2 separate regions of the Homo sapiens genome follow, and region 1 is linked to region 2. Evidence: chromatin loops called from intact Hi-C (ENCODE). Cell type or tissue: Caco-2. All regions are shown on one strand. Links, peaks and the distances in the headings refer to the core of each region. The heading gives the core; the rest is flanking DNA. Region 1 has its middle 39 kb from the start of C15orf39. Region 2 has its middle 44 kb from the start of PPCDC.

Region 1 (11,998 bases), core at 2,025-10,024, 96 kb after region 2:
TGGGCTGTATGTAGCTGTCCCACAGGGAGGCAGTCACCGGGAGATGACTGTCTAAGGTAGATATCTGGATTGAGCACATAGAGGAACTGGGAGGAAGCAGGGAGCTGGAAACAGTGTCAAGGTTGACTGAGCCCTGCTTCTAATGTAAGAAAGTCCAGATTATATTCAAAACGGATGCCAGGGCAACATTAAAGTACAGGAATTCACTACACTCCCTCTGTGCCTGGGTCACTGTTTATGGTCCTCAGGAGGGGGGGCCCTGCTCATTGGCCTCTTCTGGTACTCGGGTGGGGTTGGGGTGGTCTGTAGCCCCATGAGGGCAGGATGGGGGCAAACCAAGTGTAGGGCGAGCATCCCCCTATGTCTTGGGAGGTACTGAGCTAGAGCTACAATGTGTGGATGGGGGGTGCTCCCCAATTAGTCTAGGCTGCGCCTTCTGCATTCCATTCTCTGCATGTCTGGAAGGCCTGAGCTCATGGGACAGACCCCACCCTGGCACCTGGTGGGCGGGGCATTGCTTTCAAGAGGTCACCTTTGTTTGGGAAAGGAAAAAACAAAGACGACATAGCTGGCTGGCGATTCTGAGTCTCACCTCCCAGGGTGTGGAGTGAGCCCAAACTCCTTGCCTCCCACATCTCCCCTGCCACCTTTCCCAGGGCCGGGAAACCCCCAGGAGGATCGAGACTCAGCTTCCACCCAACCCCTAGAAGACCTCTAATGGTCAGGCCTCCAGCCTTGGCTTGCATCCCTCCAGTGATGGGTAGCTCACTGCCCCCCAGAGAGTATTAGGTCATTAAAACAAAAACAAAAACAAAAACAGATTTTGGAGGTGGAACTGAGAGGCAGTGGCCTGGGGAAGCTGGAAGGACTGGATCATGAGCCAGAATTGCTAGGGCAGACACCACACCACTGACCCCACACCTGGAACAGTGTCTGGGGCTATGTCAGCTAATGGGGTAAGGTTCCAGGGAGGCAGATTCCAGCTCAATAAGAAGGGCCAGGCCGGGTGCGGTGGCTCACACCTGTAATCCCAGCACTTTGGGAGGCCAAGGCGGGAGAATCACGAGGTCAGGAGATCAAGACCATCCTGGCTAACATGGTGAAACCCCGTCTCTACTAAAAAAAAAAAAATACAAAAAAAATTAGCTGGGCATAGTGGTGGGCGCCTGTAGTCCCAGCTACTCAGGAGTCTGAGGCAGGAGAATGGCGTGAACCCAGGAGGCAGAGCTTGCAGTGAGCCGAGATGGCGCCACTGCACTCCAGCCTGGGCAACAGAGCGAGACTCCGTCTCAAAAAACAAAAAACAAAAAAACAAAAACAAGAAGGGCCAGCCATGGTGGCTCACCCCTGTAATCCCAGCACTTTGGGAGGCCAAGGCGGCTGGATCACTTGAGCCCAGGAGTTTGAGACCAGCCTGGACAACATGGTGAAAACCCATCTCTACAAAAAATACAAAAATTAGCTGGGTATGGTGGCGCACACCTGTAGTCCCAGCTGCTTGGGAGGCTGAGGTACGAGAAGTGCTTGAACCCAGGAGGTGGAGGTTGCAGTAAGCTGAGATTACACCACTGCACTGCAGCCTGAGTGACAGAGCAAGATCCTGTCTCAAAAAATAAAAAATGAAAAGAAGAAGGACTACAGACTTCCTCTCAGCAGAGCCAGGGGCCAGTGATAAGGTGTTTTGGGGGAGCTAATGAGTTCTTTGTCACTGGAGGAGTGCAAGTAGAGAGTAGCCCATCATCAGGACTGCCAGGGCTTCCGGAAGGTCCCCAGCTAAAGGGATAGGACCCTACCTACTCTGGAAGGATGACCAGGAAATGTATCCTGTCCCCAAATCCCAGCTGGCCTGTCTGAGATGGCTGGGGGGTGGGGGATGGGGAAGTGGAGCCTGGGGGTCACCTGCGCGTCCCACTTTCAGGAATACCCGCCTCTGGGCATCAGTAGTTTGCCCTTAGCTTCTTCCTCCAGCCACATTTCCATCTCGGCTGGTCCCCTGACTCAACCCCTTCTCACAGCCAGGTGAAGGCAGGACTGGGGTCAGATGCCAACTGTGCCTAGCATTGGATTAGGACACCCCTGTCTCCCTCAGACTCTTCAGGGCTGGACGCTGCCTACCTCTAGTGCCTTTTGGACCCAGGTGGGTGAGGCGGCCCTTCTGAGGGCCGCGGCTTGCTGCTGGGGTAAAGTGGCTGATGTCTGACAATAGACCTTCCCCTCTCGCCTGACCCTCCCAGGGAGAGTGGCTTCCCAGCCAGGCTCAGGCAGGGCCAGGCTGCTTCACAGGCAGTGGGGGTGCGCTCACAGGGAAGTGGGGTTTGGCGACACTGCCCAGGGGAGGTGTTTGGGGCCAGAAGTGGATCTCTGAGCCCTAGGACCCTACAGGTCTGCCCACTCTGGGTGTGGGGCAGCAATATGCAAGTCCCCCCTGCAGTGCCCCAGCCAGTCCTCGGGCGTCCCTTCTCCCTCTCCCTCCTGCCTGATGGCCCAGGGAAGCCAGGTCTGGACAGTCCCCAAGGAGACACCTGCCTTAAACTCCCCCCCAGGAGATGTGCCTTCCTTCTCTCAGCCTCAGTTTCCCCATTTGAACCATCTTTATGAGCCTGTCTCATGTGAACTGAGGTCTGGGAGGTTATCCTGCCAGGGCTGGGAGTAGGGTTGGAGGTGGGGAGGTCTTGGAGGCCACAGAAAGAAGGAGGCCGTCTCAGCCCTGGGAACTGACATCATGCGTGTGGCCGTCAGCCACTGGCCCAAGGGTGACAGATTCTATCCTAATAGAATAGAATAAAGCCTATCTATCTGCCTTTTATTCTCACCATGTGCTGGTAATTCTGAACAATGTCAGTGATACAATACTTCTTTCTGAAAAAGTATTTTATTGGTCAAAGTTCTAAACGATTGCATGATTACTGTGGAATGTTAATAATTTATAAAATGAGCTTCAAAGTAACACCTTTATTCTTTATTAGCAGCTTATTTTTAAATAAACATTGTATGCTATGTGAAAGTCAAATCAGAGAATGATTTCCCTGTTATACAGATTGCAGACTTAGCTGCAATCCTGTATTTGTATTTCATTTGTAATTCCTAACCAGTTCCTCCTTCCTCCCTTCTTTGCTATAGTTGCTATTTTCCAAGCCCTGTGGTACATGTCCCCATGTTTAATCAGTTGATTATAAATAAACAGTGGTAGAACACTGATTGTAAAGACAAAGACACAGAACATGAGTTCCTTCAATTCTGCCACTCTATATGACAGCTTGGAGGTTTTATCTGTGTTTGGAATTGAAAACAAATAGCGGAAACCAGGAGATGTCATGTTTTTGTTTTTGTTTTTGAGATAGAGTCTCGCTCTGTTGCCCAGGCTGGAGTGCAGTGGTGCGATCTCGGCTCACTGCAACCTCCGCCTCCCAGGTTCAAGTGATTCTCCTGCCTCAGCCACCCAAGTAGCTGGGATTACAGGTGTGCGCCACTACACCTAGTTAATTTTTGTATTTTTGGTAGAGATGGTGTTTCACCATGTTGGCCAGGCTGGTCTTGAACTCCTGACCTCTAGTGATCCACTCGCCTCAGCCTCCCAAAATTCTGGGATTACAAGCGTGAGCCACCGCCCCTGGCCATGTTTTTATTTAATAAATGCAAATTTTAGTTCATTATTGTCTTAGTCTGTTCCTTCTGCTATAAGAAAATTACCTGGCTGGGTGTGGTGCCTCACGCCTGTAATCTCAGTACTTTGGGAGGCCAAGGTGGAGAATCCCTTGAACCCAGGAAGTTGAGGCTGCAGCGAGCCATGATCACACCACTGCACTCCAGCCTGGGCAACAGAGGGAGATCCTGTCTAAAAAGAGGGGGAAAAATTATCTTAGAGTAGATTATTTATTTATTTATTTTTGAGACAGAGTTTTGCTCTTGTTGCCCAGGCTGGAGTGCAATGGCCCAATCTTAGCTCACTGCAACCTCTGCCTCCTGGGTTCAAATGATTCTCCTGCCTCAGTCTCCCAAGTAGCTGGGATTACGGGCACCCTCCACCATGCCTGGCTAATTTTTTGTATTTTTAGTAGAGAGGGGTTTCACCATGTTGGCCAGGTTGGTCTCGAACTCCTGACCTCAGGTGATCCACCTGCCTCGGCCTCCCAAAATGCTGGGATTATAGGCATGAGCCACTGCTCCCGGCCTAGAGTAGATAATTTATAAACAACAAAAATGTATTGCTCACAGATCTGGAGGCTGGGAAGTCCAAGATCAAGGCACCAGAAGATTCAGTGTCTGGTGAAGCCTGCTCTCTGCTTCCAAGATGGTGCCTTCTCATTGCATCCTCACACAGCAGAAGACACGAATGCTGTGTCCTCTCATGGTGGAAAGCCAAAAGGGACAAACAGGCTCCCTCAAGCCCTTTTATAAGGGTACTAATCCCATTCATGAGAGCAGACCCTCACAACCTCATCACTTCCCAAAGCCCCCACCTCCTAACACCATTACCCTGGGGGTTAGGTTTCAACATATGAATTTTGGGAGGACACCAATATTCAGATCATAGCAATTATGAAATATATTTGTTTCATTTCATGATACTTACTGTATAATCATGTAGAGGGAAGGGTTAAAGAATGTTCCACTGTGAGAGTCAAATGTGCTATGTGTATGCTGCTGGCTTGTACAGCTCTGCAAAAGGGGACCCAGCCAGTTCCATGCCTGGGGAGACCTTGACTCCATGAGGAGGGCTGGGGAAGTGGTCAGCCTCTCTGGTCAGAGGAATGGCCTGGGCCGGACCTCCAATCCTGGGCTTCCCAGCCCAACCATAACAACTCTCCATCTCAGCTCAATTCATCTATGAATGAGGTTCTCCAGGGATAGCCTACAGCCGCCTTATTGCACTGGGTGGAGGGGCAGAGGGACGCAATAGCTTTAGGTTAGCCCTGAGCAAATGCTGATAAGGAGCAGAAGTTCCAAGGGCACCAACTTGGGCCAGGCAGGGCAGACTGGACAGTGGCTAGAAAACTGGCAGATGCCCTCCAGCCTTACTCTGCCATCCTCTATCCTACCCTGCCCTCTCCCCTGTCATGATAGAAGGGATACAAAATATACCTCTGTGGCATAAGGATTATTTTGAGTGGGTGACATTTGAGAATCAACAGATGCAGGAAGAAACTTTTTTTTTCTTTTCCTGAACTCCCTTTATCTGCCTAAAAGCTGAGCCTCCCAAAAGAATTCAAATGTCATAAATCCCCTCCCCAGAGTTTGAGAGTTTCCCAGTCAGGGAAGATGGGCTCCTTTTATGAGACTAGAAGAGAAATCACACCAAGATAAGAGATCAACTAAACCAACATTGTCACAAAACTATCATATCTCCCATCTTTTCTCCTAAGGGTCCATTTACCTTTCCTAAAAGGCGCTTGTCTTCCCAAAAGTGTCTTTTCTCTTTTTTCCTTCCCCTATTAAGATGTTACGTCAGCCTCAAATTCTAAATCACTTTTTGAGTCACATTTTCAGTGAGTTCCTTCTTTTCTATGTGAATAAATTTTGTCTTTCAGATTAGAAATTATTAGAATAAAAAAATTAGAATAAAAATTATTCTAATTATTCTAATAATTATATAATAATTATTCTAATTATTCTAATTATTCTAATTATTCTAATAATTATTATTCTAATAATGTTGTCTTTGTGCCTATTACTAGTTTATCAGTTTAATTTGCAGGCTCTGAAGCACTGAACTGAACCTATGTGGGTAGAGGAAAAGTTTTTCCTCCCAACATGATTATTTACTCACTTACTTATCTTCTTTTTTTTTTTTTTTTGAGACAGAGTCTCACTCGGTCACCCAGGCTGGAGTGCAGTGGCGCAATCTCAGGCTCATTGCAACCCCGCCTCTTGAGTTCATGTAATTCTCCTGCCTCAGCCTCCTGAGTAGCTGGGATTACAGGCGCCTGCCACTCCACCCAGCTAATTTTTGTATTTTTAGTATAAACAGGGTTTCCCCATGTTGGCCAGGCTGGTCTTGAACTCCTGACTTCAGGTGATCCACCCACCTTGGCCTCTGAAAGTGCTGGGATTATAGGGGTGAGCCAGCGTGCCCAGCCTCCCAACATGATTAGAATAAAAATAATCCTGGCCCCAGCCACGGTGGCTCACCCCTGTAATCCCAGGACACTGGGAGGCCGAGGCAGGTGGATCACAAGGTCAGGAGATCGAGACTGTCTTGGCTAACATGGTGAAACCCTGTCTCTACTAAAAAAATGCAAAAAATCTGCTGGGCGTGGTGGTGGGCACATGCAGTCCCAGCTACTGGGGAGGCTGATCGCTCCACTGCACTCCAGCCCGGGCGACAGACTGAGACTCCATCTCAAAAAGAAAAAAAATAATAATCCTAGGTAACCTTCGTTGCACATGTGCTATATGCCAGGTCCTGTTCTAAACCTTTATATATGTTATCGAATGTATTCTTCCCAACAACCCTTTGAGATGAGTGCTATTGTTACATCCACTTTATAAATGCAAAATTGAGGTGCAAAGAGGTTAAGTCACTGGCCTAAGGCACAGAGAATAGGTGATGGAACTGGAATTTGAACCTAGTGATTTCCAGAGCTTAAGCTCTAAATTTGCACGAGGCTACAGGTGTTGTGAGTCCTGCTTCTGGCTCTGCCACCACTGGCTAGGTAACCTTGGGCCTCAGTTTCCCTGTCTTCAAAGTGAGGTGGTAAGTTCCCTCTTGGCTCTGACAGTCCTCAATCACAAGACACTGGGGCTGGCAAGGAGGACACTAACTTGAGCGTGATCTGTCTACATGGTCAGCAGAGGGAATGTCATGCTACCAGACTCCATTAGCTGCTGACTGGGGGCTTTGTACTGAAGGCCTGAGACTCAAGCATTCTACCCAGCTCTGCTACTGCCTTGCTTTGGGGCTTTGGGCCAGTTGCCTGCCCCTCCTGAGTCTCAGTGCCTTTGTCTCTCATCTGCTTGGTCCTTAGTCTATGGGAGCAGAGGAGCGGTATAAACTATATAGAGTAAACTCACAGTACAGAGTCTGTTACTGCCTGATAGTCTGTTACTGCATGAACTGTGACTCTCAAGTTCCAGTGCTACAGTGACCACAGCATCTTATCAGTTTCAACAGAAGAGGGTTGATTATTTGCATATTTATTTATTTATTTGAGATAGAGTCTCGCTGTCTCTCAGTCTGGAGTGCAGTGGCATAATCTTGGCTCACTGCAACCTCCACCTCCAGGGTTCAAGCAATTCTTATGCCTCAGCCCCCCAAGTAGCTGGGATTACAGACATGCACCACCAGGCCCAGCTAATTTTTGTATTAGTAGAGATGGGGTTTCACCATGTTGGCCAGGCTGGTCTCAAACTCCTGGCCTCAAGTGATCCGCCTGCCTCGGCCTCCCAAAGTGCTGGGATTACAGGTGTGAGCCACTGCCCCCGGCCTACAAACCTGTCTCTGTTAGCAGAATACATAATTGTCTATGCAGAAAATCACAAAGAATCTACAAAAAAGCAACTATAACTAATAAGTGAATTTAGCAAGGTTACAGGATAAAAGGTTAACCGAGAAAAATCATTATGTTTCTATATATTAGGAATGACTGATTAAAATGGGAATTTAAAAAACGGTGCCATTTTAAGTACCATAAAAAACATGAAATACTTGGCATAAATCTAACAAAACAAGGTGCCAAGTCAATTCAATGAAGAAATAACAGTCTTTTCAACAAATTTTGCTGGAAGAATTAAACATTCAATTTTTAATTTTAATTTTAATTTTATTATTTTTTGAGATGGGGTCTTGCTATGTTGCCAAGGCTGGTCTTGAACTCCTGGGTTCAAGTGTTCCACCTACCTCAGCCTCCCAAAGTGCTGGGATTATAGGTGTGTGCCACCACACCCAGCTAATTTTTGTATTTTTAGTAGAGACAGGGTTTCACCATGTTGGCCAGGCTGGTCTTGAACTCCCGGCCTCAAATGATCTGCCCACCTTGGCCTCCCAAAGTGCTGGGATTATAGGTGAGCCACTGCGCCTGGCCTAATTTGCACATTTATCAGAACTACAGCCAGATTTGAGAGGTTTGTGGAGCCAACATATGCATTAATCCTATCAAGATCAACAAGTTTAGCTACTTTGCATATAACCAATCATGTGAAGAAATGAATGGCAACAGCCCTAGGGAACCTGTGGCATAATCTGAGATATTATATAGATATAATTTTTTTTGGATATAATATTTCTATATAGTATTTTTTATATATGATATATAACATATTATGTATATACATCAATAGTATATATGTATGTCTTTGTCTCAGGTTCCTGGCACAGAGCTCCTGAAACCCTTGGTGTTTTCTCAGTAATAGAAGTGTGTTTTGTTATTCATAACAAGCCCCTTTGTTATACCTGAATTTATGCTAATGGGGTGACTTTGGGTGGGGCTCCTAGATAGCTACAGGGTGCTGCTCACTAGAAAGAGGAAACGTGATTAGAGGGTGGAAACAGGGAGGGGACCTGAAGATTGGGTTATAAAGACAATAAGGGTTGGAAGCTTCCAGGTCGATGAATGCTTCTAAGTGCTGCAGGTGGGGAGTGGGTGTCCTCGATGGACTTGCCACAACCCACACCCCACATACCTTGACCTAGGTATCTCTCCCATTTGGCTGTTCCTTTATATGCTTTTTAATAAACCTGTAAATGTAAGTAGTGTTTTCCTGAGTTCTGTGAGTCATTCTAGGAAGTTAGAGAACTTAGGGGGTGGTCATGGGAACTCCCAATTTTTAGCCAGCCTAGTGGAAGTGTGGGTAGCCTGGGCAGCCCACTTGTGCTGGCCTCTGAAGCACTCTTGTGGGACTGAGCCCTTTAACTTGTGGGATCTTGTGCTTACTACGGATAGATAGTATCAGAATTTAATTGTTGGACACCTACCTGGTGTCAGAGAATTTATCTTTTTTTTTTTTTTTTTTTTTTTTTTTTTTTGAGACGGAGTCTCGCTCTGTCGCCCAGGCTGGAGTGCAGTGGCGGGATCTCGGCTCATTGCAAGCTCCGCCTCCCGGGTTCACGCCATTCTCCTGCCTCAGCCTCCCAAGTAGCTGGGACTACAGGCGCCCGCCACTACGCCCGGCTAATTTTTTGTATTTTTTTTTAGTAGAGATGGGGTTTCACCGTTTTTAGCCGGGATGGTCTCGATCTCCTGACCTCGTGATCCACCCGCCTCGGCCTCCCAAAGTGCTGGGATTACAGGCGTGAGCCACCGCACCCGGCCAATTTTAAATTATTATAACCAGGCTCAAACACATCTTTATTAATCAAAATAGGAACCATTACAATGAATACATTTTTGTGCTTTGGGATTTGACAAACTCTTGGAAAAGATTTTCTGCATCCTACTGGTTGTGGAAGTATTTTCCATGCAAAAAGTGTCAAAATGCTTGAAGAAGCAGCAGTTTGTTGGCGAGAGGTCAGGTGAATATGGCAGATGAGGCAAACCTTCATACATAGCTCAATTCATTCAACTTTTGAAGCGTTGGTTGTGCAACATATGGTTGGCATTATTGTGGAGAATTGGGTCCTTTCTGTTGACCAATGCTGGCTGCAGGCATTGCAGTTTTTGGTGCATCTCATGGATTTGCTGAGCATACTTCTCAGATGTAACAGTTTTCCAATCCAGAAAGCTGTAGTGGATCAGACTGGCATCGGACCACCAAACAGTGACCATTGTAAAAGTTCAAGAAAGAGGAAAGAAACACGAAACACAGCTGACAGTTAAAGACAGGTTTTCTTTTCTTTCTTTTTTTTTTTTTTTTTTTTGAGACAAGAGTTTCGCTCTTGTTGCCCAGGCTGGAGTGCAATGGCGTGATCTCGGCTCACAGCAACCTCTGCCTCCTGGGTTCAAGCCATTCTCCTGCCTCAGCCTCCAGAGTAGCTGGGATTATAGGCATGCTCCACCACGCCTGGCTAATTTTGTATTTTTAGTAGAGACAGGGTTTCTCCATGTTGGTCAGCCTGGTCTTGAACTCCAGACCTCAGGTGATCCGCCCACCTCGGACTCCCAAAATACTGGGATTACAGGCGTGAGCCACCGTGCCTGGCTGGTTTTCTTTAGATAAAACCTGAGAGGTGCTCCTGGCCGATTTTTTTGGTCAAAAGCGCTTTCTCTTACAGACTAAGAGGATATATTGGTTTTAGGGTGAGGGGGTTTATCAGAAGCTTGGAATGTTTATGTGTAGGGAGAAGCTTATGGCAGGGTTGGAATCTCTCTGGGAGGAGGGGAGGTTATTTTGGGGCAGACATCTTTCCGGCCTGGTGTGGGGTTATCTTGGGGCTAGCATGTCTGTGGTCAGGGAGGAGTTTGGAATGTTTCTGTCTGGAGATGTTATTTGTGGTTTATGGTCATGCTGACCTTAGCCATTAGGCTGATGCCCTTTGGATTAAGCAGTTTTTTATTAAGGTGAACTTTAGAATGAGGGGCTTGTCCAAGATGGCGATGCTCCTGCTCTGTCAAACATGACCCATTTTTGGTGCAAGTTTGGCTTTGGGAAGTGCTTTGGAGCTTCTTCTTGGTCCAATCACTGAGTTGGTCATCGCTGGTTGTATAAAATACACTTTTGTTGCATGTTACAATCCGATCGAGAAATGGTTCATTGTTGTGTAGAATAAGAGAAGATGACACTTCAAAATGACGATTTTTAAAGTTTTCATCAGCTCATGAGCCACCCACTTATCGAGCTTTTTCACCTTTCCAATTTGCTGCAAATGTGAATGAGCATAGAATGGTAGATGTTGAGTTCTTCAGCAGCTTTTCAGGTAGCTGTAAGAGGATCAGCTTCGATGATTGTTCTCAGTTGGTAGTTGTCAGTTTCTGACGGCCAGCCACTATTCTCCTCATCTTGAAGGCTCTCATCTCCTTTGCAAAACTTCTTGAACCACCACTGCACTGTACGTTCATTAGCAGCTCCTGGGCCAAATGCATTGATGTGAGTTGTCTCTGTTACTTTCTGATCCATTTTGAACTCCAGTAAGAAAACTGCCAGAATTTGCTTTTTGTCTAACATCATTTCCATAGTCTAAAATAAACAGCAAGTAACAAGTCATAAGCAAAAAAACATAAAGTGAGAAATGCCCATTAAAATGATGTATAACATAACCACATTTATTTAAGAATGTATTCTAATATCAAACAGTGAGTTCTAAAAATGCAAAAACCATAATTATTTTTGCACTCACCTAATATAATACAATATCTGGGTAATTTATAAACAACAGAAAGTATTTCTCACAGTTCTGGAGGCTGAGAAGCATATTGTGTCTGGAGAGGGCCTGTTCCTCATAGATAGTGGCTTCTGTGTCCTTGTAACCACCCAACAGTTTCACCTTGCCCGTTGCCCAGACAGCTGATTTATCAAGACAGGGGAATTGCAATAGAGAAAAAGTAATTCATGCAGAGCCAGCTGTGTGGGAGAACGGAGTTTTATTATTACTCAGATCAGTCTCCTAAAGCATTCAGGGATCAGAGTTTTAAGGATAAGTTGGTGGGTAGGGGCCAGTGAGTCGCGAGTGCTGATTGGTTGGGTGGGAGATGAAATCATAGGGAGTTGAAGCTGTTCTCTTGCACTGAGTCAGTTCCTGGGTGGGGCCACAAGATCAGATGAGCCAGTTTATCAATCTGGGTGGTGCAAGCTGATCCATTAAGTGTCTGTAAAATATCTTAAGCACTGATCTTAGGTTCTTAAAATCAAAATATCTTAAGCACTTAGATCCCAGGAGTGATTTGGGGAGGATCAGAATCTTGTAGACTCTGGCTGCATGCTAAACTGGAATTTCTAATCTTTTGGCTGATTTGTTAGTCCTGCAAAGGCAGTCTGTCTAGGCCCCAGACAAGAAGGGGATTTGTTTTGGGAAAGGGCTGTTAACTCTTTGTTTCAAACTATAAGTTAGTTCAGCCTACGCCCAGGAAGGAACAAGGACAGCTTGAAGGTTAGAAGCAAGATGGAATCGGTTAGGTCAGATCTCTTT
Region 2 (11,998 bases), core at 1,563-9,562:
ATGGATTTGAGACTGAGCTCCCATCTCCTTGGCCACAGCACTCAATTAAAGCCTTCTTCCTTGGCAATCCTGTGTCTCAGTCATTGGCTTTTTGTGTGACCAACAGCAGGACCTAGACCAAACCCCTGGTGTGTCAGCAACCTAACCACAAACCAAGCATGGCCTCTTACAGGGGAAAGTAGAAATAGTGGTGCTGCTAACACAGGCTGGACCTGAGCTAGGAATAGAAAGAAACACAGGCTGACTGTATTTTGTCTAAACTGGGCACTTCTGAGAGTGAAAAAGGGCAATTAACATGCCAGGAAAATAGGCATCAACTGGACTGTTCTGGGCAAACCAGCATGTATGGTCACTACTCACAGAGCACCAGAAGGAAGCCATGCTCTGTGAAGCAATGGCCACCATTTACAATTTAATTCTCACAGCAACCCTAAGGTGGATATTGTTGTCCCCTGGCCATTTCTCCTGAGAGCAAGAATTTGACAAATGAGGACGCTGAGGTTCAAATAAGTTATTTAACTTTCTTTTTTTTTGAGACGGAGTCTTGCTCTGTTGCCCAGGCTGGGGGTGCAGTCTTGGCTTACTGCAGCCTCCACCTCACGGGTTCAAGTGATTCTCCTGCCTCAGCCTCCTGAGTAGCTGGGACTACAGGTGCGCATCACCATGCCCAGCTAATTTTTTATAGTTTTAGTAGAGACGGGGTTTCACCATGTTGGCCAGGCTGGTCTCGAACTCCTGACCTCCGGTGATCCACCTGCATTGGCCTCCCAAAGTGCTGGGATTACAGGCGTGAGCCACTGCGCCTGACCGGTTACTTAACTTTCTCAAGGTCCCACAGCTAGTAAGTGAGGAAGCTCTGGCAGGCTCCAAGCCCTTGCTCTTTCTGTGAGTCATGTTGCCTCCAAGGCCCAGGGCCATTGGAGGAAGACCAGAGGAGGAGGCCAGCTGGAGGGAACAAAGCTTGGGTCTTGGAGGGTGACAGGCCAGTCACCAGACAATCCCTGAAGTCTCCATATGGCCTCTCCCAGGGCTGGCTTGCAAGAGAAGGTGAGTGTGTAGTGGGGGTTTAGGGCGGGGTAGAGGCCCCCCAGGCTTCCACAAGGATCGTCCTGGGCTTCCAGGAAGGCGTGACCAAGGCAGAGGCTTGCCTGGGAATTTTCTAGGAAAGAAGTCATGCCCTGAGTTGCCCCATTTTTATGATTGGAGAACAGGAACACTGATACATCGAATGGCAGGTATCCTGGAGCCAGGACTGTCCCCTCTGGTCTATAGATTCTGCCATGGCCCTGGCTCAGTCTCTCTGGAACTCAGAGAATCGTGGTGGTCTGGGATGCAGGAATACTCCAGATTAGCAGCAGAAGGTGTGCAAGCATATGCATGCATGCAGAATTTGTAAGCCTCAGGGGTTAGTTCTTGCTCCATTCACAAGCCAGCCTGACCCTCCAGAGTGGACCAGTGGCCACAGCATAGAAAATGGAGGGCACAGGCCAAAGCTCAGATGGCCTTTGGAATCACCTTGACTTATGACATCACAGGCAGATGGGTAGGAAATAGGCCACCAGTCATCCAGTCAGGTGGATCACAGCACCTGCTCGCACCTGGGCCTGGGCCAGTGCTGGCTCTCGGGGACAAGTCTGCCTGCGGTACTTCACACAAGCACAATGGCCTGAGGCCTCTGCAAGCCAAAGTTGCATAAGCAAGGACTGATCATATGTCTTCATTCATTTATTAATTTTTTTAATTAGTAAGGTTATTTGAAGTAGTTTTAAGTTCACAGCAAAACTGAGTGGAAAGTACAGGGAGTTTCCATATCCCATATCCCACTGTCCCCACACATCTACAACCTCCTTTCATTCATTCATTTTTTTTCTTTTTTTGAGATGGGGTATCACTCTGTCACCCAGGCTGGAGTGCAGTGGTGTGATTTTGGCTCACTGCAACCTCCGCCTCCCAGGCTCAAGTGATCCTCCCACCCGAGCCTCCCCCGTAGCTGGGACCACAGGTGCGTCCCACCATGCCCAGCTAATTTTTTTGAATTTTTGGTAGAGACAGGGTTTTGCCATGTTGCCCTGTCTGGTCTCGAACTCCTGAGTTCAGACGATCCAACTTGGCCTTCCAAAGTGCTGGGATTACAGGCATGAGCCACCATGCTTGGCCTGTGAGAAAACATTTCAAGTGGTCAGTTTTCAAGGCATGATAAATCTAAGTACTGGCAGCCAGCCTGAAAATGTAACAAACCACAGGGCTCATGCATCTAGAAGGTCACAATAAACAAACAGAATGTAGAAGAGGGGTCAGCTCATAAAAGGGAAAAAAGTTTCATTATTGGGAAATCTAAACTTAAGTGGGGAAGGGGATGGGGTATAATCTTATAAGGGGGATAAGAAAACGTAGGCAATATCCGGGAAGATTGTAACCCCATAGTACTCAACCAATGAGGAACTGGGGGAGGGACTTCTGTGCTAAGGGATAAATTACCTGCTGTGACTGTCCCAGGCGTGCCTGCCTGCAAGACACCTGATCTTGCAAGACCACTATTAGAAGTCTCACTTTAACTGTTCTTCATGCCTCTAAGTCCATTCTTTGGGTTTGGACAGGTGAGCATGTTTCTCACAACCTGGGGGCCTGTCTGGGATCTCTGTGCCTGCATGGAGTGGGACTCTGGCCAAGAGGGGAGACATGTCCTACTCAATTTAGGTGGCCTGCTCTGTCGGGCATCCCGGCTCCCCACAGAAGCCATAGACAAACCCAAGACTTATTCAGGAGACAGTTGAGATGACACAGGGAGAAAAGCGGGCATCGTGGCAACCAGGCAACCTTGTGTGTGAGCCAAGGTGGAAAATTGGACTGTAAGTACTGCCTTGGTGGTTGGGCATTTTCGGCGGTTGAGTGTGTGTGTGACTGAGACGTATCTTAGATACAAAGTGAGTGCGGAGTCCTAATCCGTGGTTCTGTTCTCCCGAGAGGGAAATGGCTGGACACAGATGAAGCGATTCTCGGGGTGTGCAAGAAACCTCCAGTAAAGGGGGGTTGAGTACACAGGGAAACTCAGACACAGAGACTGACTGAAAATGGGAAACAGGAATTCTAGGCCTAGGGGACAAAGGAAAGAGGGAGCCAAAGAGACTCCTCTGACATTCCCCCAGATAGTCCTTTGGGGAGAATGTGGCAGGTTTGGAGGGACAACCCTCGAACCAGGGACAAGGAAAAGCAAAAGATAATAAAGCATTGCTGTTTTATCTGGCCCAAAGACCCCATTTGTAAGCCTTCAGGGTTTTGGCCCAAGTTTGGCTCAGATGAGGATTGGGTGTGCCAAGTTTTAATTCTCTATGTGAATGATAAAACCCCACCCTCACAAGAAGAGATGTTATGCTCTCTGCTGGATCAAGGAATTAGCCCCCATGTTTCCCTTCAAAGAAGAAGAAAAAGAGCCTAGTAAAAAGCCCTCACCCAGGGAAAAGCCCTGGGACCCCCTGTCATACATGCCCCCTCCATATGTCTCACAAAATAGGGGACAGGAAGATCAAGGGGCAGCAGGAGGGTTAGAGGAAGAAAGACCTGGAGACCATGGGGAAGCTGAACCAACTGCTCCTTTAAATCCTTATCCAAATTTGAAAAAAGAATTAGAACAGTGTAAGAGGGATATTGAAAACTTCCCTATCCCTTTCACACAGCAGGCATCTAGCATGTTCCCTTTTAGGGAAGTTCTCGTGGGACAGGGAGAGATTGGCTTTGTAAATGCTCCTCTTACAAGTACTAATGTTAGGAATTTCAAGAAGGAAATGAAACCACTCCTAGAAGATCCCCTCGGTTTAGCAGACCAACTGGACAAATTCATAGGACCCAGCTTTTACACCTGGGCTGAAATGATGTCTATCTTAAATATCCTGTTCATAGGAGAAGAAAAGGGAATGATTAGGAGAGTGGCCATGACTATCTGGAAGAGGCAACACCCTCCCAGGCAAGAAGTCTTGACAGTCGAACAAAAAACTTCCAAATGTCAATCCCAAATGGGATAATAATGATCCCAGGGACTAGGCCCAAATGCAGGACCTCAGAGAACTGATAGTTAAAGGGGTCAAGGAGCCCACTCCTAGGACACAAAATGTCTCAAAGGCATTCGAGATTCAACAAGAAAAAGAAAACTCCCTCTGCATTCCTGCAGAGGCCAGAGATCAGATGGAAAAAAAAAAACTCCAGATTAAGTTCAGAGAACCCAGTAAGGCAAAGCCTTTTAAAAGTTAACTTTGTAACTAAGAGCTGGCCTTGTGGGCCAGGAAGTGCAGCTGCAGGTTGGGGGGTGGCAGGTGTCGCAGAGCAGGAGCAGACAGCTGAAATAAAGGTAGACAGTGTGAGAGAGCTAGTGTGAGTAAACCCCTGATAAAAGAACTAATGTCTATAGTACACAAAGGGAGTCACTGGGGACCCCAGGCTCTGTGTAATGCAATACTTAGTGAGGCAGCCTTGTTGGCTGGGGTGGATGCCAGGATTCTTGGTCTTGCAGCTGGGGAGATTGGGGTTGCACAGGTGGAGTGGGTTTGGAGTAGGAATTTCGTGGCCGTGGGAGGGACCAGCTCTGCATTGAAGGGGGGGTCCTGAGCCGGTTGCCAAGTTGCAATAAAAATGTCAGAGTTTTCATAAATGGGCTAGTGAGGAGGGGGCTAGTGAGGAGGGGATGTCTTATCCTCCTAGGGCCCAATGATTTGGTTGTGACCAGATGTGCTATCTGTTTAGAGCAGAGTTTCTATCAGCCTTTACCTAATTGTGTCACTTATCTGGGAGGGAGAGTATCTGTGTCTGTTCCAGGTATCTTGCAGCTTCAGGCACCCACCCCCACACCCCAGTCCACTTTTAGCTTCCCTATCTTAGTGTGCCTAAAGGGAAAGGAATGTGCTTATTAAGGCCCACTGTTTTTACTGGGGCCCATTGTATGAGAGTGAAGTTTGGTGATTACCCAGGAGACTTCCCCCGAATCTCGATCCCCCCCAACCCCCCTCCTTCTGTGCTTGAGCTCTTTATCTGTGATTTACAGGCTGAGCTTTCAGGCGCCATTTGTTAGAAGAGAAGTAATTTCTTTGAACTGCATGAGGTTAGAAAGGGAGCTATTTCTGAGCTGCTTTTTAATAGAAGGAAAGTTTTCTGCCAGGGACTCACTTTACCTTGTCTACCTAAATTTCTTTCTGCCTCCTATAACATTAGGAATTATGGGTGTATAGGGACTTATACCCTCACTAAACAAGTATGTGGAAATTGTGTAACTTGTCAAAGGATAAACCAAAAGGTAATTAGAAAACAGGCCACAGGAGGAAGACCTCCTGGACTAAGACCATTTCAAAGCATTCAAGTATATTTTACAAAAATGCTCAAAGTAGAAAGACGAAAGTATTTACTGGTGATCGTAGATCACCTTTCCAGCTGGGTGGAAGCCTTTTGCCTCCCAACAGCCACCACCAGGTATATGGTCAAAATTATATTAGAACAGATTGCACCTAGCTTTGGCCTGGTGAAAAATATTGATTCAGACAATGAGAGCCACTTTACCTCAAAGGTGTTAAGGGGAATTATGGAAGGTTTACAAATTAGATGGGATTATCACACCCCTTGGCATCCCCCTTCCTCTAGAAAGGTAGAAAGAATGAATCAAACTCTCAAAAAGCATTTCACCAAACTAATCTTAGAAACTAAAATGCTTGGACCAAATGTCTCCCAATAGCACTCTGCAGGATTAGGACAGCTCCAATAAAAGACTTGGGATTGTTCCCTTACAAGTTATTATATGGGCTCCTGTATTTAGGCAGAGCTACAGATCTCCCTACTATGGAAACCAAGGATCAATTCTTAAGAAATTATATACTGGCCATATCCTCCACCCTGTCATCCCTTAGGTTAAAAAGACTTCTAACTCAAACTCCACCTCTTAAGTTTGTGGTTCACCACTTCCAGCCTGGTGACTTCATGCTGATTAAGACTTGGAAATAAGACAAGCTCCACCCAAGCTGGGAAGGTCCCTATCAAGTGCTCCTGACCACTGAGATGGCCCTGCAAACAGCTGAATGGAGGTGGACTCACTATATTCGAGTCAAGGGACTGGTAAAAGAGATCCCGGAAGGGAGGGAAAAAGATCAGTGGAAAGTGCCCGAGTCTAACTTTAACTCTTAACTTTAAGGAACCCTTAAAGTGAACTCTAAGAAAAATCTAAAAAGAAAACATGAGCTGGCCCCATTTCTGGAAATTAACATGGCTGGGATGGGCTAATATACAAAGAGCAGAAGGTCAAAATGGAAACTGGCAGCAGACTCTTCTCTACCCAGTCAGGTTGGTGATTAATGTGACCAAGACAGTAGCACCCCAGACTATAAGATTTAATGCCTGCCAGGTTTTACCTTGTGGAAATTTAAAAAATCAGAGACAGATCTCACAGGCAGATAAATATCTTTGCCCTAAACCAAATACAGGTTACAGTAGGGCATCACCCTACCCCAGCTGGGATAATATATGGTGGACTACCCAATTTCAGGGCTGGACAGTAAACATGGGGTGGGTAACTCCAAGCTGGAGACCCCTAAAGAATAAACTACATCTGTCCAAGAGCTCCCTGCCAAATAACTGCCAGAATTTTTTTCTTTTTTTTTGAGACAGAGTCTCCCTTTGTCGCCCAGGCTGGAGTGCAGTGGCTGATCTCGGCTCACTGCAAGCTCTGCCCCTCAGGTTCATGCCATTCTCCTGCCTCAGCCTCCTGAGTAGCTGGGACTACAGGCGTCTGCCACCATGCCCGGCTAATTTTTTGTATTTTTTAGTAGAGATGGGGTTTCACCGTGTTAGCCAGGATGGGCTAGATCTCCTGAACTCATGATCCGCCCGCCTCAGCCTCCCAAAGTGCTGGGATTACAGGTGTGAGCTGCTGTGCCCGGCCCCAAAGCACACTCTCTTGACACTGCATCCTCTCGCTCAGCCTGGGGAGGATGGAGTGGTGTAGCAGTCGAGGGCTTTGCATAACCAGATCAACAAGGATGCCTCATTTACAGGTCCACTCAGTCCATCTTTACTGTATGTATATGTGCTCTGTGCTAGGCACTGTGCCCAGTGCTGCGGACACAGTGGGGAAAAGAATCCACATGCTCCCTGCCCTCAGGGTCCTTTCTGAGATAGCTGCCCACAGGTAAGGAAGAGTAGACACCCTGATAAGCACCATGGAGGAAAAGTACGGGGTACTGAGAGGGGATAACCTTGGAGCCTAATTTAGGCAAGGGCAGGGGTTTTCAGGAAAGACTTCCTGGAGGAGGTAAGTGGAAGCAAGATGAGTGACCAGGAGTTCGCCAGGGGAAGATGAACCAGGGCATTTCAGACCCAGGCTATTACATGTGCAAATGTGGGAAGGGGAAGAGCTGGCTGGGGCACATAAAAGTTTTGTGAGTGGGGCAGAGTGCAGTGGGTGAAGGAGGGCAGATTGAGTAGGGGCCCAGTGAGGCAGGGACTGGGTGGGGATCATGGAGAGGCTCTGGGAAGCCAAGGTGGTACTTGGGAAACAAGAACTCCCTCTTTTTCCCATCAGGTAAATGATAACCACACACTGCATGTAGCCTCCTTAGCTAATAGCTTGGGCTGCATTAATAGTGGTATAGCATGCAGGTCAAAGGAGGTGATTTTTCCTCCTTCTGGCTCAGACTGCATCTGAAGGATTGTGGTCCTTTTGGGGCCCCTGCTGCCCAACATCTGCAGGAGAAGAGCCAGCATGCTGAAGGCTTTGCAAAAGCCAGGCTGGATGAGCAGGGAAGAGCAGCCTCAGGGGACAAGAGTCTATCCTAGAACTCTGAGAAATGACCTGGAGGCAAAGTTCAGCCCCAGAGAAGGAAAATGTCCTGGCACCTAGAGCTTATGGAAATGGAGGGAGTGACTGAGGGAGTGAGCCTCCTGCTCTGGGGAAGTTTGAGGAGACACTGGAGGACTAGAGGTGTGAAGAGGGCCCCTGCTTAGCTTCATGGGTGGCCTAGAATCAGTCCTTGCCATTGCTCGAGCATCTACTGTGTGCTCCCTCCCTTCCACCTTCGTGCTGGAGACTCACCACACATGTCCCCCAAACACAGGATTTTGGACCTCACAAATGGTGGGGCTGACCCAGGCTAGTCTGGGGCGGACTCAGGTCTTTTTTCTGCTCAGACTGCTTTGGGGGAAACCAGGGATTGGGAATAGTGGTGGTCTCAGGCCCATGGGCTGGCTGCTGCTAGTCACCCTCTGAAGTTATCTCCCGGGGCCTGCCTTTCAGAGTCCTGAGTGTGTTCTGGTGCTCTGAACCCTCCAACTGTCAGCCATACCGTCCTCACCTATTCGAAACTTGAGAAGTCAACACATCCCTCTTCCACTTCCCCTTCAACTGTGTGCAGACTGGGACTTCCCAGTCGTCTCTGGGTGTTCCCCAAACAGAAGGCTGCCCTGGCTCTCATACCCCAGACCTCTCACTCTTGGCTGCCTCTGTCTCTGATGTTATGTTAGTCCCCAGGCCCTCACCTTCTTTCTTGGTAATGGCTCCAACTCATTCCCATGGCTCTTTCCCACTGCCATCACCGGGCCTCCAGAGCTGGCTTCCCTGGAGGTCCTGCCACCTACCTTCCACTCCCCGCTTGGCCTGTCTACTCTCTGCTGAGTTCTGAGACCAGGGCCAGTTACAGTTTTTTAAAAAAATTGAAGTATAACACATATGGTAAAGTGCACACATCTTAAGTGTACAGCGTGATGGATTTTTTTTTCTTTTTGAGACAGGGTCTGTCTCTGTCACCCAGGCTGGAGTGTAGTGGTGCAATCACTGCTCGCTGCAACCCAGCCTTGACCTCCTGGGCTCAGGTGATCGTCCCATCTCAGCCTCCTGAGTAGCTAGGATACAAGATTGTGCCGCCATGCCCAGTTAATTTTTGTAGAGATGGGGTTTTGTCATGTTACCTGGGCTGGTCTCGAACTTCTGGGCTCAAGAGATCTGCCCACCTCAGCCTCCCAAAGTGCTGGAGTTACAGGTGAGAGCCACCACACCTGGCTGGCCTGCATGATGGATTTTTAGAGGTGCACACACCTGTGAACCACCACCCAGATCAAGCTCGAGAACTTTTTCAGGCCCATTCTCCCAAAAAGCTCTGTCCTCTAGGCTCCCACAGCTTTACTGTGGGATACTTGGCAGATAATTGCCTTACATTCCAACTAGCTAGAGGGCCGGGACCCCTCCTGTTTGCTGTTTTTGTTTCACCCTGCCAACCTAGCATGGTGCAGTGCTCGTAGGAAGTGCCCCTGAGGCCCATTAGATGGAGGGGTTTAGAGTTCATTCACAGTGTTCCAGAATCTGTGCCCAGTTGTCCCTCAGAAATGTGGGAGAGGTGACAGAGATGGAGGATGAGGTCACCAGAGCGCACAGGATCCCTGAGCACCCAGTGTGCTGGTTCTGCTCAGGTGACCTGCCACCCCAGGGATGATATGCACAGGGCTGGAGGCAGACATTCTCAGCAGAGGGCTCAGGAGTGTGGAACTCCTTGTATGGACGCCCTGCCCAGTGGACACAGGCTGCAGCATAGCTCTGCCCAAACTCCCATCCCAGACCCAGAGACACCTGTCTTGAGTGCCCACCATGGCAGGCTCAGAGATCTGAAGGAATAGGGCCAGGCTGTGCTTAGGGGAGCCTTTGAAGTCAGGCGCCTGGTGCAGAACGCTCTGGGAGAGGTCAGAATGCATAGCTTCTCACCTGGAGGGTAAGACCTCCTTGGCTGGCTTCCCCCTTTCCCTGGAACCTGTCCCTTCCCTCTCCTTGGTGCAGGGCCCAGCTAGGGAGATGATACCACCAAAGGAACAGAGTCTCAGCCTAGACTTGAGCAGCAAGATGGGGATGGCAGGTGGCTGGAGGTGGGTGGGAAAGCAGGGCAGCATGGGTGTATGGTGCATAAAGTCCAACAGCTGTCTTGGAGAGCTAGGTCTCCAGGCTGCCAGAAGACTAGAAGATGCTTCCTCTGCTCTAAGGCACAACCCTCCAAATCTTTGAGGGGGAGAGAAAGAGCCCTTTTCTGGGGTCCAGATCCCAGTTGTCACTGGGAGGGTTTCCCTTGGGTGGACTCTTGAGTCCTGGAGACCATATTGTTCCTGTCTCCTCTTTGACTGTAGTAAATACGGGTCTCACACCAGGCTTGGGGCTGCTAGGTAAATCTTTGTTTTTACATCACATCTGCTATTTCGGTGATCGATGCAGGCCTTGGATCCCAGACACCAACATATGTCTTCTTAACCACTTGCTTAAGGCAGCATGGTGGCAAAGTCTTATTATCAGAGATGGTCTGTCCCTCCATGATTGGTAGAGGCATGGCCTTGAGCATATGAGGTCAAAGAGGGAGGGAAAGAGAAGGAAGAGAAATGAACATCAATGGTCAATGCAGGTGGTAAGTACCTTAGATGAACTGAAGTACCTTAGTTCAACTTCTGAAAGGGGAAGCCTGAAAAGTTAACATTTCTGGAGTGTCTATTCTTTGACAAGCGCTTGCTTGCTCTTGTGTGATCCACAGGATGTCTTACTATCTTCATTTTACTGAGAAGGAAATTGATGCTCAGGGGAGTTATCCAATCAGAATAAAAAAGCAGGCAGATATGGAGCTGGATTTTGAGCCAGGTGTATCCAACTCCAAGGCTGGCTCCTTCTCCTCCATGGAATGTACTCTCTAGGGGCCATAAGCATGCTTTCTTGGTGAGATGTCCTGTCCCACACCAAGGAGCCCCTCTCCAGAGACTTTTTTTGAGATGGGGTCTGGCTATGTTGCCCAGGCTTGTCTTGAACTCCTGGCCTCAAGTGATCCTCCCACCTTAGCCTCCTGAGTAGCTGTGATTATAAGCACGAACCGTCATGCTCAGCTTCTCTAAAGATTTGAGGGAAGCTTCCAACATGTAAGAGAGAGGCCAAAACAGCAGAACAAATGGAACTCAGAGGAAACAAAGATGATGCAAAGAGCAGAAGAAAATGTTGAAGAAACTGCAATTGATCATCTCAGAGAGATTGGAAGATATATTGCATCCACAAAACAGGAACTGGATGCCATAGAAGGGGGAGCAATCAGAGAACAAGAATTTAAAATGTGAGAGAGTGGTAGAAAGATAAAATCAAGGAAATCTTTCAGAAAGTTACACAGAAAGACTCAGAGATGAACAACAGGATACAAAAAATAAGAAAATTAGATCAATCTGAGATTCAACATCTGACTGATTCAACTTCCTGAAAAAGAGGACAGAGATAATAGGTGATAAAGAGTTAAAAACACAATAAACGTTTTCGGAAACGACAGAAGTGCTTAATTGAGAGTCTAGTGAGTGCCTAGCAAAATGAATGTATATAAAACAAAGCAAAATCTCTCACCAAGGCTCATCATTGTGAAATCTTAGAACACTAGGATTAAAGAGAAGATTTTAGGAAGAGGACATTTGGAATGCTGTCAGGAGGAGCTCTGCAGACAAAACAACCATAACTGATGAAAAATAATTTTAAAAACAACCATTCACATTCTCTGGAATTTTTCTTAAGGCCATATGGCAGATAAACATTTATTGGCCAGATGCAGTGGCTCATACCTGTAATCCCAGCAATTTGGGAGGCCAAGGTGGGAGGATCACTTGAGTCCAGCAGTTTAAGACCAACCTGGACAACAAAGTGAGACCCCATCTCAAAAAAAAAAAATTGGCCAGAGACGGTGGCACATACCTGTGGTCCCAGCTACACGGGAGGCTGAGGCAGGAGGATTGCTTGAGCCCAGGAGGTCGAGGCTGGAGTAAGCCATATTCGTGCCACTACACTCCAGCCTGCGCAACAGAGCAAAGGGGCTTGAATTTAATTTGATCAGACTGTGGAGAAATTTATGCCCAAGTGATTATAAAACAATAGAGGAACCAGTCAGCAGTTAGTAGAGGCTAACAGTTGTGTGATACTAATATACAGGTTAACAGAAAGCTCAAGAACAGACACAAAGAAAGCCATCTTAAAGCCATT

What was found. A loop is a pair of places that touch in the nucleus more often than their neighbours do. Peaks named below come from ENCODE experiments on the same cell type or tissue, not always from the same donor. Only the 100,000 strongest peaks of a DNase experiment are listed, where the experiment ranks them.
Region 1: it touches region 2 in a loop (2.6-fold over the local background); 2 of 110 quality-filtered maps call a loop at or near these places.

Annotation. Positions count from the first base shown.
Region 1 is chr15:75,156,395-75,168,392 of GRCh38, forward strand. No RefSeq gene overlaps it. Among named protein-coding and RNA genes, the nearest start is that of C15orf39, 39 kb to the right of the region's middle. RefSeq lists enhancers at 100-601, 602-1,101, 1,807-2,307, 2,308-2,808. In Caco-2, for the core only: no CTCF peak of the experiment used is centred there; DNase peaks (open chromatin) are centred at 4,907 and 5,847.
Region 2 is chr15:75,061,330-75,073,327 of GRCh38, forward strand. No RefSeq gene overlaps it. Among named protein-coding and RNA genes, the nearest start is that of PPCDC, 44 kb to the left of the region's middle. RefSeq lists enhancers at 358-407, 8,060-8,169, 8,230-8,489, 8,500-8,589, 8,670-8,769. In Caco-2, for the core only: no CTCF peak of the experiment used is centred there; DNase peaks (open chromatin) are centred at 4,482 and 4,912; H3K4me3 peaks cover 150 bases.